2 separate regions of the Mus musculus genome follow, and region 2 is linked to region 1. Evidence: chromatin loops called from intact Hi-C (ENCODE). Cell type or tissue: heart. All regions are shown on one strand.

Region 1 (8,000 bases):
TGGTCCCGAATGTGCCGAGTTCAGCAAATGTCTTGCGGTCAAGTCATTGTTGTGACTGCTTAGGAACTCAGTGGAACTCAGGAGGAGTTGGGGGGTGAGGGGGGTGTTAAATAAATAAGGACCAGCTCCCATGAGCCTCTCCCAGAGTTATTGCATTGCTCCTCCCACAGGAGGAGTGGCGACCCGGTGGCAAGTGAAACTCCACACCTCCCCTTGCCCTTCAGCAGCTTGGAGAGGTGGTGATGGGGCTTTTAAGGTAGTTCAGGGCACTGTTCGTGGGGTGGACGGGGATGGAAACAGGGAAGTTGAAGACTGTGGTAGTAGAGGTGCCCCGGTCAAGGACAGCCATGGCAGGGCTCCCAGCTTCAGCAGAGCAGTGAGGGGCTAGCACTTGGGACTCAAACTGCAGCAGCTGGCCCATGAAGCTGAAGTTCGGGGAGATGATACTCCGCCTCTGCTTCACAAACTCAAAGGCCTCGTCCAGCTTTACCCGGTTAGTCCTCATGAGGTAAGCAAGGCAGATGGTGGCTGACCGGGAGATGCCGGCCTGGCAATGAACAAACACTCTCCCTCCAGCATCCTTGATGGAGTCTGGAAAATAAAGTTATGGGTTACTCAAAAACTCAGAACAGCTGAGCCCAGATCAAGGATGGCTAAGAAATGTCTTGTGTCCTGTCCAGAAATGGCCAGGGTCTGCCTCTTGCAGTCATGCAGACCCTATGTGTATACTATGCAAAGGATAGCAGGGGATTTAAACCCGGACTGGGTATCTACACTTATAATCCTGGACAAGACAGTCAGTTCAACTGAGTCTCAGTGAGGAGGAAGGCTTGGGTGAGGATCATTTAAGCTGCCACCCAAAAGACTGGGCTCAGTGGCTACAGTAGGGACAGAAGCAGAGGTTCCAGATAGTTATTCCATTTACCTATGAAGTCAATAGCCTCGTTGAACCAGGAGCTGATGTCTGCCTTGTGGTTGTCCTCCACAGGGATGCTCTTGTACTGGTAGTGACCCTCAAAGTGGTTAGGACAATTGGCTGAGACGTTGATCAAGGCGGTGATGCCCAAGGCGTCAAGCATATCCTTCCGAGAAGCGTGATAGGCACTGCCCAGGTACAGGAAGGACAGGATCTCCACTGGGCCCCCCTGAAGTCAAAAAAACAGTCCAGCATTCGTCAAGCTCGTCCAGCGTGAGCACCAGTACCCATGCCCACAAAAACTCCCCGCTGAAAACGGGAGTTTCTGAAACTGGTGACCTCAGCACTGCTGTTGACATATTAAAATATTCGTAAAGAATCAAGCCCATTGGCCTGGACAGAGCCAACAAGCTCTTCCGTGCCAGCAACTGGGAGACTCAGCTCCATCCAATTGCTTCATGATGGACTAAAGATCCTCGTGTCCCCGCTAGTATAAATAAAGCTGCAGCCGCTTTCTATATCCTCCTGGCACAATCCTCCTAGACCTCTGCCAGCTCTGCCACCTCCCTGCCCTGCATGGACCCGGACTCCTACTAACCTGATCGTAGAGAGGGGTACTACAGGAGCTGCATCCGGATTCTGCACTGTCAGGCACACTAGTACTCAGGGGGAGGCTGAGCCCCGTGGGGGTGGACTGTTTGCTGCACAGCTCAGGGCAGGAAGCCGAAAACGCTTCATATCCTCCTGAGAATACAAAGGTACATATTTTCTCATTAGCACCACCGACACAGTACCTGGAGACAAGCCACTCACCCACCAGGGGCTGCGAGTTTACAAGGAAGGCTTAAGGAAGTCTTTGTTATGGGAGTGAAACAAAGCCACTGACAAGCCCCTGGAGACTGGACGCCGGCGCCCCCATACTCCAGGTGGGACGCCCCTTCCCTAGCTGATGGCATAAGTCCTGCCAGAGCTAGAGCGTACCTTGGAGAAAGAAGACTTGAGTGGAGCGCGCCTCTCGGCAGAGCGCGCCCGCGGCCAGGGCCAGGGTGCCGTCGCGCTTGGCGCCGTCCAGGGAGGCGCTGCGCTCGTCCAGCAGCACCACGGCGTGGTAGGCTCCGGCCAGCAGGCGGCCACGCAGTTCAGCGTTGGGCACGATATGCTCCAGGCCCATGGCGCCCTTGGCGCGGCGCCGCACGATGGTGCTGAAGCGCACGTTCACTGAGCCCGCGATGTGGCCGGCGTTGAAAGCGAAGAAGGAGCGACAATCCAACAACAGGCACTGCGCGGCGCCCTCTCGCAGCAGCGCGCGCAGCCCCCCGGCGTCCAGGATGCCCACCTCCATCACCATGGCCAGCCCCAGCGACCCCAGCGTGCCCGTTCTGCGGTTCTCCAGAAAAAGTCGGTCGATCTTGTGCGGTGTCCTGTGGCCCTAAGTCCCCAAGTGCTCGCTGCTCCTAATCTGGCTTCACCGCGCTTTCCTCCCGCCAGTCCTTCACTGCGCGCTCGTCCGACGGAGCGCGGTTTTATGTAGCCTCTCGGGGGCGGTCCCGGGCGCGGCACAGAAGCGGGGGGTGGGGTGGGGGTGGGGGAGAACGGTTTGTTTGTTTGAATGGCAGACACGTGACCGGGCGGTGACGTCACCCGCCCTACCGAGCTTGGCGCCGCCAAAGCCAAAAGCAAAGACGTCATCGGCCTAGGAGCCTCTCGGCTCTGAGCGCTGGCTCGCAGCCCGGCCCCCACCCTCCTGTCCTCTGGGCTCGCAGGCAGGACGGCGCGCTGCCAGCCCGGGTGGCCAGGACGCGCGGCCTGAGGACACCTGCCCTGCTCCCCTCCGCGGGTCTCCGCCGAACGAGCGGGGCCACTCCTGGTATCACGTTCTCAGCTGGCCCGGCTCTGGCTGCTGGAGTGGTGGGCGTGGCGAGCTGAGCGGGAAAGGGGAGTGGGTAGTGAGAGATGACTAATTCGGTCTATAGCCCTCTGGCTATACCGAGGACAAATGGCGAGAGTTGAGACGTCCTTCTTGAATGTCACTTTAAAAGTTTTACGCTGAACAAGGGAATGCTTCCAGTTAGTTCCCACCCCCCACCCCGGAGTGTTATCTTTACCGCGGTGGTCCCTAGAGGACTTACTTGGAGCAAAGGGAGGAGGGTTGCAAGATCTTTGGAGCCCAGGTTTAACATTGGGGTTGGGGGGGTGGGGTGGGGGAGACTTGGGTAGAGCTCCACAGCGCCGCCTAGGGACGGCCCAGAACATTGTCGTCGCGTGGCATCAAGAGGATGCTGCTAGCCGCTGCTCCTCTGTCCCCCAACACAACTTTCTTTTGTTTTGTTTTGTTTGTTTCAGAGAGGATCTTGCTGTGTAGCTCTGGCTAGTCTTGAACTCATAGAGATCCTCCTGTCCCTGACTTACTAAGGATTAAAGGCATCTGCCCTCGTGCCTTTCATCTCCACTGAACAGAAGCTGAGCACACCAAGGACTCAGGGCCAAGAGCCTTGAATCCGCCACTCTGTGGGACAAACTGTACTCATCACACCTGGGAAGACCGAAATGGTGTGTGTGTGTGTGTCCTTCCACAAAACTCCATGACTACAGGGTAGGCAGTGAGTCCGCCGCAACACCACGGAGTTGGATACACAAACATAAACATTGCACCACTCTGAAGGGGTGCCGAGTCAGGAACATTCTGCGGTTTCTTCCTCTTTGCAAGGGGAGGTGTCTTACTACCATGTGTCTTTGCCCAGCAACGTCCGCTTTGGCCTCTCTTAGCTCTTGCGCTCTGCCTAGATTCTTCTGTAAATTCAGAATACGTTATTTTTAAAGGGCGTTTTTACATTCCTTTGAGCATTGATCCTAAAAGAACAGCAAAGAAATCTTCAGATAACACCACCCTCCCTACATCTCAGAAGAGCGACAGAAAGAAAAAAATTATTTGTTTATTCTACTTATTCAGCTGAGGACCTCAACATATTTTTTGCATTGAATCATAAAATGTTACAGCTGCTGCCTTTTCAAACTGCATACCAACTTCAAATTTTCCTTTTATTTTTGTTTTTGCAAGGCCATTCATTATACCCTTCTCTACCCAAACTTTTCAAAAAGACCTTTTTATATGAGTACAGTGGCATGGTTGGGCACTGAAGTCAGAGGTCTGCTGGTCGCTGTGGAGTTCTGCCCTCTTCCCTTCCTAGAAGGAGCCTAAAGAGCTGGAACTGCTGCCAGTTGACTGTTGGGGAGCCAGCCATCCTCTTCCCGGATGAGCCTGCAAGGTAGTTTCAGTACAGCTGGTACCATGCGTGACTCGGTGGCATTCCCTTGTGAAGCAGAAGGGGCAGAACACCCAGACCTTTCCCCTCCCGTGAGTCACCCACTCTCAGTTTTTCCCTTCCCAACACAATGATGCTTGGATCACATGGGCCATGTGCTGTGTGTTTCAGAACCTTAGGGAATCACGCCAGGTGCGACTTGAGAGACACCTATAGGCATTGATTGCTTGGAGCCCCAGTTGAGAGAAAGCTCTCTCCAGGTGCCAGAGAGACTTACACTAAGATCCACTCGTTCAGAGAGTGTTAGCAAAGGTATAGCCGCCGCAGGTCACAATCCAGGTAGTGAGGATGCCTTGGTTTCTGGGGCAGAACCAGAGAGGCTGCTGCTGCATTGGAGGCTTAGCTGCTGAGGGCCGGGGACAGTGTGAGGCAGTAGATTTCAACTCTAGGAGAGGCCTCCCTGACCTGAGAGCCTCCCCATTCCAGGTGTGTTTAGAAGCAACAAGCAACGTTAGAGGCCACAGGGGGTGATAAGAATCAGCCAAAAGACTTAGCCTGCCTCTCCCCTTTAACTGTGTGGCCTCTCCTCATTCACTTTACCATGCCACAGCTCCCTGTGACTGGGCGAGAAGCAGCAGCTTCTATACGGGACCTGTGGGGACAGTCGGTGTGCAGGCTTGGCACCAGCCTATGAACCTGTCAGTTCCTCTCATTTGGATTTGTCTTGGTGTTGGGGTGGGGCTAGGGGAGGGGCTTCCCAATAATGGCTGAAAGTGCATCCTTCTCACTGTCTACTCCGTAACCTTGGGTAAAGGACTTATTTCTGAGCCTCGGCTTCTATATCTATAAACGGAGTATAATGCCCATCTAGAATGAAATAGAATGGCAGGAGAAAGTCCTGGTGGGATCCCTGCAGAAGAGCTGCTGCCAGAGGAGGAGTGATATCCCTCTACCATCTTCCCTCGTTCAGAGACCTTTCCCTGTCTCTCCAGGGTCAGTCAGCTTAATGCCATTGAGATAAACAGCTTAGGAGGGGAAATGGAGGCCGGCTGGTGTTGGCTCATGCTTTTAATGCCAACACTTGAGAGGCAGAGGCAGGCAGACCTCTGAGTTCAAGTCCAGCCTGGTCTACAGAGCGAGTTCAGGACAGCCGGGGCTACACAGAGAAACCCTGTCTCAAATAAACAAATAAAAAGGGGTGGGGGTGGAGGTGCCAGCCCAAGGTTACTGAGCATCACAATGGGCCTGTGGTGAGGAAGATTGTGGTAGGGAGTTCAAAGGAGAGCAAAGAGGAAGACAAAGGAGTCACAAGGACCTGTTCCCTTCAGTGGGCCCCCTCCTACAGTTTCTACCTCTGCCTTGTAGTCCTTCAAACTCTTGAGCCGCTCTCATATCCATTAATGAGATAAATGTCACTTTCCCAAAGTTCCTCTCTGTGCACTGCTATAGGGGACCAGGGCTTCCATACATAAGCCTTTGGGGGTACATTCTAAATCCAAGCTACAAGATGCTTCTTGTTCAGCAACCTTCTGTGACTCCCATCCACCCCCACCCCCAAATCCAGCAGCACACCAGTGTGGGTCCCCAGTCTTCTTAGCCTTCTGGCTGATTTCCACTTGCTTTGATTTTGCTCTTGGATTCCAAGAAAACCCCGTGAGCCTGTGTTCCGTGAATGTTCTAGGTCTCTCCCACCCCCACGTCTTTGCTCACACTGCCCTGCCTGGCCCTGCCTTCTGAGTTTCCGGAGACTCTTCTCCCCTGCAGATCCAGCAAAGGAGCTAAGCAAATGAAGAGTCTTGCTGGCTTTCCCTTTCCTTCCCAGGCTCTGGAAGACTGATGGTGAGGAAGCCACTTAACCCTGACTTATGCCACTAGTCTGCAGATTTGCTGGATGCTGGGCAGGGCCTGTGTTTTTCTCCTCTGCGGTAATAATGCCCAGCACATAGTAGGCCCACAGTCTGTGAGATAGCAAAGTGTCTATAAGAATGCTGGTGAGTTTCTTCAGTGCCAGGTGCTTTACAGGTGCCACCTCCTGACCTCAACAGTCCTGGAAGGGGGTGGTCACTAAGCTCAGAGAAGGGACATGCCCAGGGTCAGACAGCTGGGAGTTGTCAATGCAGACCTGGCACAGGGCCATATCAACTCATCTCCTGAGACCTCAGTTTCTGCAAGCTGGCTCCCAGATGGCCTGGACCTTTCCTCAGAGAGCAGAGATGCCTGCAGCAGCCCTGGATAGAGTTTGAACCCACTTAGGTCTTCTGACCCAGGCCCTCCTGTCCCTGATACCTTTAAGGCTCACCCTGATGGATTGGCAAGGATAATGTCACCCGCCCCATTCAGGCATGAGAACAGAGCCAGCCTCGATTGTGTAACTGTTGCACACAGTTCTCTGATCAGGCCTGGGAGGGCTGAGCAGCTGTGTCCTGTCATCCAGGCCCCTCCTTTGAGAGAAGTGAGGCTCAGAGAGGTTAAGCAACTTGTCCAAAGTCACACTGTGTTCAGAACATCCTAAGGAGTCAGTGTGGTACCAGCTGCATGTTCAAGCTAACAGTGCTTATCTTTAGGGGTCAGTGCTCCTTGCATCCTCTTCCTTAGAAATACAGACAGAATGGTGGTTTTTACTCCAGTGTGTAACATTTGAAAGCAAGGGGGAAAAAAGACAAAAGCCTTGGAAGGCAGTGGCATCATCATTACCACCAAGTTCAAGTTGTTGAGCCTGGGCCAGGAGCCCAGCTCACGGGCTTTGTGTTGGTTGGACAAATTGCATTACTTCCTTCACAGTTTGCACATCTAATAAGAACAGCATCTGTTCTGTAGGGTGATATAACAGCAGAGAGACAGAATAACACAGTCCAACCCAGGAATCAGAGCGAGCTCCACCTCTCTCTACAGAGTCTCGGTGGCACAAAGCCCAAAATATTTACTCCACTAAAGGGGAAAGTCTGCCCAGCCCCTGACACAGGCTGGTAGCCGGAAGGCCCAGGGACATGTTCAGTTGACTTGTGCTGTTGCTACTTGGTGGCTATTTATAAACTCTTCCCCGGGCATGCATCATAGAATGCTACTTGCTTTGCTCCTCTGTTTCAGTGTGCAGAAGGCACATTTGCCGTGTCGTAACAGTTCTTAAAGTGGGAATTAAGCAGAGGCCTGCCCTAGTTAACAACTGTCAGGAACTTCCTTTATGATCTGTGCATGACTTAGCGAAGTGGGCATTAGAGTCCAAGACATTTAGGTCCAATAAAGTAACAAAGTTTATCATAGAAAAGAATTAAAATATACTATCAGGCAGCCACAATGATCAGAGCTGGAAATGGCCTCAAACAAGCAGGGGAGCCTCAGGAGCTCATGGCAGCTGAGGTGGCTTGTCGTGGGGCCTCACCCTGGAAAGTCGGCAGAGGAGTGGGTGCGAGGCAGGGCCTATGGTTTTCTCCTCTGTGGTAATAATGCCCAGCACATAGTAGGCCCACAGTCTGTGAGATAACAAAGTGTCTTTAAGAATGCCTGTGAATTTCTTCCATGCCAGGTACTTGGAGAACTCTAAACAAGTGTGGGTTAGAAGCACACTTGGCAGATGGCTCCACTGCCTGCCACTTTCTCCCTGGGAGCTCCTCTGTACCCAATAACCTGGCAGCAGTCATAACCCACCAGACCACTGCACAGAGATGCGTTGGTCTCTGGAATAATACCTCCTAAAGTTTTGCTGTAGGAACATTTCCCCATGAGGACCATCTGCCCCTCCTTCCTGCATGTGAGTTTGGCCATAGGTCATTACTCCTCTTGGTCCCCAGTACAATGCTCAAAGCACAGTTTGTTGGGCAAAC
Region 2 (8,000 bases), 75 kb after region 1:
CCTGCCTCTCAGGGACACCGAAAAGTCCAGGCCAGGCTCTTGTGTGCCTGGTGTGTTGGAAGTATTCAGCCATTGATTGTTGCTAAGGGACCACATGGGACTTACCTGAAAAGCAATTTAAGAAACAGAAACCAAAGCCCAGGAGTGTAACTTCATAATGGTTTCCCACCTCCTTTAAATGACTGTTCTAGGTGGGATCTGCACATGTGCTGCTGGAGTCAGACTTGCTCAGTCTCCCTTCCCGCCAAAGAAAAGTTAACTTCTGAGAGGTCACTTGACCCGTAGGTACTCGACCACTGGGGCTCCTAAAATGAAGCCTTTAAAGAGCTGCCTGGGGTATTGGTGTTGGACAAGGCCACTATGGGGCTGACTGCCCTTAGTGGGGCAGGCACAGCGTGAGTGTTACAGGTCACTGCATCAGCCCCCACCTCCCCTAAAGTGCCATTTCCTAGATTCCTACAGCATGAGTAGGAACAGAAGACAGTAAGGGAAGGACAGGAGGACATCACCTTGCCTCTTCATTCATGCTCTCCATCCCGTTCCCCAGGCTTGTGCACATGCTTGGCTGGGCGAAAACTTCAATGCAAATCAAATCTACTAAGCCAACTCAAATCTCAGCCAAACGTCCCAAACGTCACTGGTCTGTTTATCACTCACGCATTGACAGCTGCATGCCACTGATCAGGCAGAGGATGGGTGTCCACCCGACCTTTGTGGACATGGTGCCCACCCTGCTGAGGCTTGCTTTCCACAGGAGTCCATGACCAAAAGTTTTCTAGCAAGAATGCCCAGAGCTTTAACTTTGTTCAGGATTCTAGAAGGTTCTTCCATGGTCTTTATTCTGAGGACTTAATGATAAGCAGGGCTGGTTTGGTGCTGGAACAGAAAGTTGCAGGCTGCTCTGGAGGAAAAGGCCGTTATGAGTGGGTCTTCGTGGTGGGTAAGCAGTTCCCTGAGGCCTGGGAAGGAGCATGCCCTCCGGGCTTCATATAGCCAGGACCAGAGGTCTGCAGGCCAGGGATTCTCAGGGTGGATGTCTGCACAGGCTCAGCTCTAACAGCAACCCATCAGACTGGCAGCAGCTGGCTCTGCTAGCAGCTGGTCTGACTGCCAAGATCTCTCTTTGATTCACATTTTCCACATTGAAAGATGTTTTGAAAACCTTGACCTTCAATTCATCACATGTCCCTTATTAAATTGTAAGTCACATCCAGCCAGTTAATGAAAAGACAATGGGCGGGTGACGCAGTACAAGGCATCTTGGCAGGAGCTCACCAAAGCGCTCTAGCCACAGAAGACCTGACCTAGTGATACCCCTGTTCCAGGGCAGACAGCGTGTCACAACTATGAAGGGCTGGGCTTGAGAGAGTGGCAAGGCTGCAGTAAGGCTGGAGAAGCGGGGACATGCTGAACATTCAGCAGGGCCCAGGCAGGTAGACGGGAACCCGACTTAAAAGAGGCAGAGCCCACCGGGGGAGGTGGGGAGGAGTCACACGTTTGACTGGAAGAGAAGCAAGTGGTAGATGTGTGAGGGGGTCAGTGTGGCAGGGGCTTCTTAGACGCGGGCATGTAGACAAATGTGAGTTGGAGGGAAGAGATGGCATTGTGACATTGTAATGTCTGTCCCCAGTGAGTACTGTGAGGTGGGAGGGCAGTGAGAGATGGAATAGACAGCTGAGGTGGACCTTCACATGCTGGTCACTTGGTGGGAGCCACAGAAGGTTCTAGAACAGATGTCATTCTGAGGAAGGTAGGAGCAGCTGCGTGGAGAAACACGTAGGCGCAGAAGAAAGTAGCTGAAGGCCTGGTGGCATGGGTAGGCCCAGTTTCAAAGATGGCAGAGGGTGTGCTCTCCCTTCTAGGCCGACTGTCCGTCACCTTGCCTCGTTCATGGAGGCGGGGCAGAGAACTAAGACTGAGTTCTAGCTTGCCTCCTTGGCCTCACTCCTCACTACCTCCACTTACCAACGGAAGCAGCGTTCTGCCTCCCTCAGGGGTGTGGCAAGAGTGAATGAAGCACTGCACATAGAGAATGTTAGGAGAGTACTGGGTGTGCAGACAGCTCTAGGTGAGTGTCACCAAGGGCCAGAGAGCCTACATGGGGACACCCTAGCTGGGGAACTTAAAAGTATTGGAGTCCCCCGTGGGCCAGTAGACTTTAGGGCCATGTTGACATATGTCCATGCCCATTCACACTCTCTGTGTTGACTCTTGCACTGGTGAGCAAGGGAGCCTGTGGGGCTTCAGTTTGCTCATTGTGAAAGGGGATGGAGGCCAGTGCCTGGTTCACGGCACTGTTGCAGAGATGAAGTGGCCTGCTTGATGCTGGAGAAGGACTTAGCGATGGGCATGGCTGGGGTCAGTCCTCATTCACATCCAGGTTGTTGCCACTTCCATAGTAGAAGCATCATTTCCTGTCCAGTGCTTTCAGGAAGATGCCTCTCCTCTCTTCCTGTCACTTCCCTGTAGAGACTCTGGACCGGAGACTCCTCTCCTCCCCCAGCCCCAATGAGTCTTGAAGACTTGGCCAGACTTGTGTGTAGTAGGGAATGGTCCCAGCCTGGGCTCCACCCCTTGCTGGCCGTGGGAAGTTGTGTCGGTCTGTCATCACTGTGGCACTGCCTTCTCATCTGTAACATTGGGCTGATAATCCACACATTGTGTGAGGGCAAAGCTGTGTGGCACACATGAACTACTGCGTGTGCCATCTCCGGGGCCAGAAGCCTCTTGTAGCATCCTCTTAGGCAGAAGAGGATCCTGGTTCACAGAAGAGTCGCAGGTTCAAGGACAGTATCCCAGGATCTTGAGCACAGAGTGGGCTGGAGGCATCTCAGCTAAGTATTCCAGGGTCGTGGTATGTGACAGTGTCAACCCAGCCCAGACGCAGGAACAGCTGTCCACCCTGGCCAGCCAGTGTGCACACTGGTCAAAGTTTGTTATCTTAGCCTTTTTAACACCCTGCGAATATGGGAGCAGCAATCCCTACTGTCCAAGGGTCGAAGCTGTTGCAGGCTAGGCATGTGGTGAGAAAGCCCTGACAGGGCATTTGTCAGTAGCCTGTGGGACATACCCAGGAAGTCTGTTTGTGGTCCTCTTCTCCATACCTTTCCTTATAGCTTCTTAGGCTGCAGGGCTGGGAGGCAGTGTGTGGCCTACATAGAAGACTCTGCACCACACCAGAGAATTAGCATGGCCGACCCTAAGTTCTTCTCTCTGCCCTGCATCCCCTCTATACCCCTGCTAGGGTCACAGCGGGGCCGATCCCTGTAAATACCAGTCCGCTTACATGTGCATTTTTCCTCTGTGATCTTCCTGTTTTGATGAGACACTGCCTTTGGCCGCACGGGTTCCCTAGGGGACTGCGGTCCTGAGGCCCAGCCCTAGCCAGTCATTCAGGAATTCTGCTTCCTGGCGCCCCACACCCTGCACATTCCACCAGGGCTAGCGCCTCCTGCTCTGCGTGAATGGGGTCTGCCTTCCCCATTCCCACGGTTCCCATGGCCACTTCCTTATCACCCTCTCCAGCTGACTGAAAAAGGCCACATTCCAGGGCAAAATTAGACTCACCCTCCCTTTCTGTTTTCCTCCAGCGGGCAGGAGAGTTTGCTAGAGTAGACTGGCGCTGGAGCCCACGGGTACAGGGAACAGACTTGCTGCTTGGCGTGTCCCCTGAATCTATCACTTCGTTTCTTGGATCATTTGAGGAATGCACTGGGCTTCTGCTGTATGCCAAGAAAAGCCCCAGGGACTGGGCTTACAAACAGTGGGGTTGTACAGTGTAGCATGGGTACGGGCCGACAGCTGCTGGGCTTGGGGGTTGAGCTGTTTTCATTTGCTCCATATTCTAGATTCAGCTGATGCCTCCATGTTGCTTCTAAGGCGTCATTTGATGGCGTTTCAAGGTGTCTGCTTGTTCGTGCCGTGCTGGGGATGGAACCCAGAGCCTTTGCATGTGTGCTCTACGGCTGAGCTGCATCTCCAGAGGGCAGAATGGGGGTTACTTTAAGAGCCCCCCTTCTTTCTAGCCGAGGCAGCACAGAGCCGCACCTGAGCGCCGATGCTATGTTCTTCAAATGCCCCATGCTTAGAACCACAGGCCAGGTAAACCTCGGGGCAGAACTTACCCAATCTGTTAGAGCCACAAGAGGTGACACCTGGCAGCATCTGACAAACCCAGGCTGGGACCTTCTAAAAACTACCAGTGAAACCAGGGGAGGGGACAGACTGCAGCAGTCTGAAGGGTGCCCTTCAGAGGCCTCCTCCACTCAGGAAATCCCTTGATTCCTGGCTTCACTGCGGAGAAGAATTTCATGATGATTCAACATGAAGAGAATTGGAGTTCACGAGGGGTTTTTTTTTTTTTTTTTTTTTTTTTTTTTTAAAGATTTATTTTATTATTAATATATGTAAGTACACTGTAGCTGTCTTCAGACACTCCAGAAGAGGGAGTCAGATCTTGTTGCGGATGGTTGTGAGCCACCATGTGGTTGCTGGGATTTGAACTCTGGACCTTCGGAAGAGCAGTCGGGTGCTCTTACCCACTGAGCCATCTCACCAGCCCACGAGGGGGGTTTTAATGTTAGTTTTTGGCCCAAGTACTAAGGGGAAATGAGGTGTTTGGGAAGAGAGTAAGACACCAGAGAGCCTGGGTGTGGGCTTCTCTGAGGGCCACACGCCTTTGTCTTTACAATGGACAGGTACAGGATTATGGTGGATTTAAAAGATAATATCTTCAAAGGGTTTGTTATCTGCTAAGAACCCGAGTGAGATCTCTGGGTAGTCCTGAAGGGCACCTGACAGGGTCGCACTTGAGACGGTGGGTCACAGGCAGTTGGAGATCCCCACTGTCAGCAATGTTAATAGTCCTGCTTAGGAGAGTCACAGATGATGTCCAGTTCATTACCATTTTAACAATATCTCTATATGGGTAAATTATAAAGTATCTATCTCATTTACAGTCATCTTTTACTTATTGTAGGTCTATCATCCATACATCCATCCATCCATCCATCCATCCATCCATCCATCTATCTACCTATCTATCTATCTATCTATCTATCTATCTATCTATCTATCTACTGTCAACCATCTGTCTAGTCTGGCTTCTCAGCCACTTAGAGGCTCCATGGAGACTTCAGAGTCAGGGGCCCTTTTTCATTTCTCACATCTCTATGATTTCCTTGTCTTTCCTACTGCAGAAAGTTGAGGACCAGTCACAGACCTGGGGGGGGGGGGCTCCAACAACTGAATGCAGTGTGGTACCTGAGCCCAGCAGAAAGACAAGAGAGCCAAACCCTGAGAAAGTTGGTGGCCTAGTTGATGGGATCATGTCAAGTTTCTTAGTTTTGAGAATTTCAGTTACATGAGATGTTAGCATCTCATCCAGGAAGCTGGTGGGAACCTGCAGTCATGTTTATCCTCTGGAGATAGAAATAGTCAGCCAGGCGTGGTGGTGCACGCCTTTAATCCCAGCACTCAGGAGGCAGAGGCAGGCGGATTTCTGAATTTGAGGCCAGCCTCATCTACAACATGAGTTCCAGGACAGCCAGGGCTACACAGAGAAACCCTGTCTCGAAAAACCAAAACCAAACCAAACCAAAACAAAACAAAAAGTCTAAAGTGCAAAGTTTATGCTGAATTTCTTTCCATCCATAAAAAGAAGAAAAGAGAAGAGCAAGAGGAGAAAATGTGAGGGGCCTAGTGGCTTGTCATCCCAGCTATTTTGGAGCTGAGGCAAGATGATCACAAGTTCAAGACCTGTCTGGTGCACTTAGGGAGAGACTATCTCTGGAGGAGGGGGAGGGGGAGGAGGAGGAGGAGGAGGGGGAGAGGAAGAGGAGGAGGAAGAGGAGGAAGAAGAGGAGGAAGAGGAGGAGAAAAGGAAAAGAAAAAGAAAAAGAAAAAAGAGGGCTGGCAGTCTGTCTCCGTGGTAGAGCTTGTTCGCAATGGGCCCTCTGAACCTACAGGCTGTACATTCACAGATTCAGATAACCATGGGAAATACTCAGAAAATCATGTCTGTCTTTACTGTGTATAGATTTCCCTGTATGGTTCTTGTTCCTGAACAATGCTGTTTGGTATACTCACCAACAGTGTGTTCTTGGGTAAGTCACTGAGAAGTCATTTCAAGTATATGGAAGGATGTATGAGTTCTCTACCTACCATATACATTCTATACAACACATTTGCGTGTCCCTGGAGTTTCTGAGGAAGGAAGTCCTGAAGCTAGTCCTCCAGGATATCTGGGACAACCGTACATGTTTGGAGAAAGGCTTAGTGGAGGATGGCGTTGGGAAGGTAGACGCTTTCCAAGTGTAAAATTATCTCTGTGACAATTCTCCCCAGCAGGTTAGCTGGCCTTGTTATCTGAGCTAGAGTCAGAGCCTGGCCCCCGGCAGCAACTGACAACCAAGCTTGACCACCATTCTCATTGGTCTCCGTGGAGGTCAGTGTGGCCACATTGGAAAAAGGAACCAATAAGGAGACCCAGCAGCCTCTGTTGAGGGCTCCTGATGGGAGATTTAGGTTTAAACAGAAGGCCAGAGTCCCCATCAAAGTGTGCCCCGCTCTTCTTCCTCTGGGCTGCAGGCTCTCCTGCTAGGTGGACAAGTTGGGACTCTGGAATGTCTTTCTGGCTGGTACCAGGCTCCATGCAGCCTTCTCCAGCATGAGGTTCCTGGGGGAGATTCCAATTCCTTGAGCTATATGGACTCAATATTCCGATAGCCGAAGAGAGGGACACATGTGTCTCTTTGGAATGTATTCACTCTTGCCAGGAATAGCGTTTCCTAATGGGGGTCTGGGCCGCCCCTCCCGAGAGGGGGAGTATGCCCCTTGCTGGTGTCACTGGCTCCCAGCTAGGAAACGGGGCTTGTCCTATGATCCTTTCCAGTGTGGCCCACACAGCAGCCACTCTTGGCACCCTCACAGTGTTTGCTGCGTCTGTCACACATCCACCACCCTATGCACACAGCATATTTTACTTGAGTAGTCTTCGTTTTTTTAGAAGCTCAAATGGATGGATTTTCAAAGGCAAACATTGATGTCATCCCCACAAGTGGAAAACAGTCCTCACCAGTGAATCCCCGGCATCCTTAAGTGAGCAGGGAGAAGGCTTGAGCGGGGAGAAGGCTTGAGCGGGGATTATTGAGGTTGTGGGTTGGAGGTAGCTCCGAGGTAGAGTGCTTGCCTGGTGTGTGTGAAGTCTTGGATTCTACCCCAAGCACTGTTATATTAGATTGTTTTCGAATTATTTTTTGTTATTTTACAAGGAATACGGGCTTATATTTTAAAGTTGCATCTTCGGGAACTAGGGAAATGGCCTTGTGGGTAAGAGCATTTGCTACATGGTGTGAGGGTCTGAGTTCAAATACTTGGCACTCACAGGTAACTTCAGAACTGGGTTGCTAGGGCTCAGAGACTGGAGGATCACTGAAGCTCGCTGGCCACTAGCTTGACTCCAGGTTTAGTGAGAGACCCTGTCTCAGGGGAGTAAGATGAAGAGTAACAGAACAAGATACCCAGGGTCTTCCTCTGACCTCTGCAAGCACCTGTACACACCACATGTACATGATACACATCTCCAATACAGAAGTGGACTGCTGGGCAAGGTAGCTTGCATGAGACGCTGCTCCCCCTCCCAGCGACTCTCCACCAAAGTGAGATGATCAGATGTTCAAAGGTCTGCTGATGCCAGGTGAGATTTTCTTTTAAGATTACTGAGACACCTGAAAGAGAAATGGGAAGTATTTGCTGTCTTTTCTGGGTGTCCACATGACCACTGGCCAGATCCGCCATTGGCACAACAGACTTCGATATCAGGCTGGGGACGCCGGTGCTCATGTGGCATGGCCTGCCTCTTCCAGGAACTCGATGCTGGTAGTTCTTAGAGGTCCAGCCTGAAGCTACTTCCTTCTCCTCCACAATTTCATAGCATTTCTTAAAAAGCCAAAAGTTAGATCTGTGTTCTTCTAAGAAGTATGGGGGTTATTTTCCAATGT

The links. A loop is a pair of places that touch in the nucleus more often than their neighbours do. Peaks named below come from ENCODE experiments on the same cell type or tissue, not always from the same donor. Only the 100,000 strongest peaks of a DNase experiment are listed, where the experiment ranks them.
Region 2: a loop joins it to region 1, with 5 times the contacts of the local background. A loop is called at or near these places in 12 of 42 quality-filtered maps.

Annotation. Positions count from the first base shown.
Region 1 is chr17:26,506,060-26,514,059 of GRCm38, forward strand. Dusp1 (dual specificity phosphatase 1) reads right to left here and starts at 2,413. Exons shown (of 4, transcript NM_013642.3): 1 at 1,898-2,413; 2 at 1,515-1,660; 3 at 926-1,145; 4 at 1-591. The coding sequence starts at 2,264. The coding sequence ends at 221. In heart, CTCF peaks have their summits at 192, 2,033 and 3,189; DNase peaks (open chromatin) are centred at 182, 1,452, 2,602, 6,552 and 8 weaker places; H3K4me3 peaks cover 3,640 bases; H3K27ac peaks cover 7,509 bases.
Region 2 is chr17:26,581,287-26,589,286 of GRCm38, forward strand. The region is part of intron 1 of Ergic1 (endoplasmic reticulum-golgi intermediate compartment (ERGIC) 1); the gene reads left to right. Among named protein-coding and RNA genes, the nearest start is that of 1700049J03Rik, 19 kb to the left of the region's middle. In heart, a CTCF peak has its summit at 3,428; DNase peaks (open chromatin) are centred at 1,265, 1,935, 2,515 and 3,425; H3K4me3 peaks cover 1,908 bases; H3K27ac peaks cover 4,911 bases.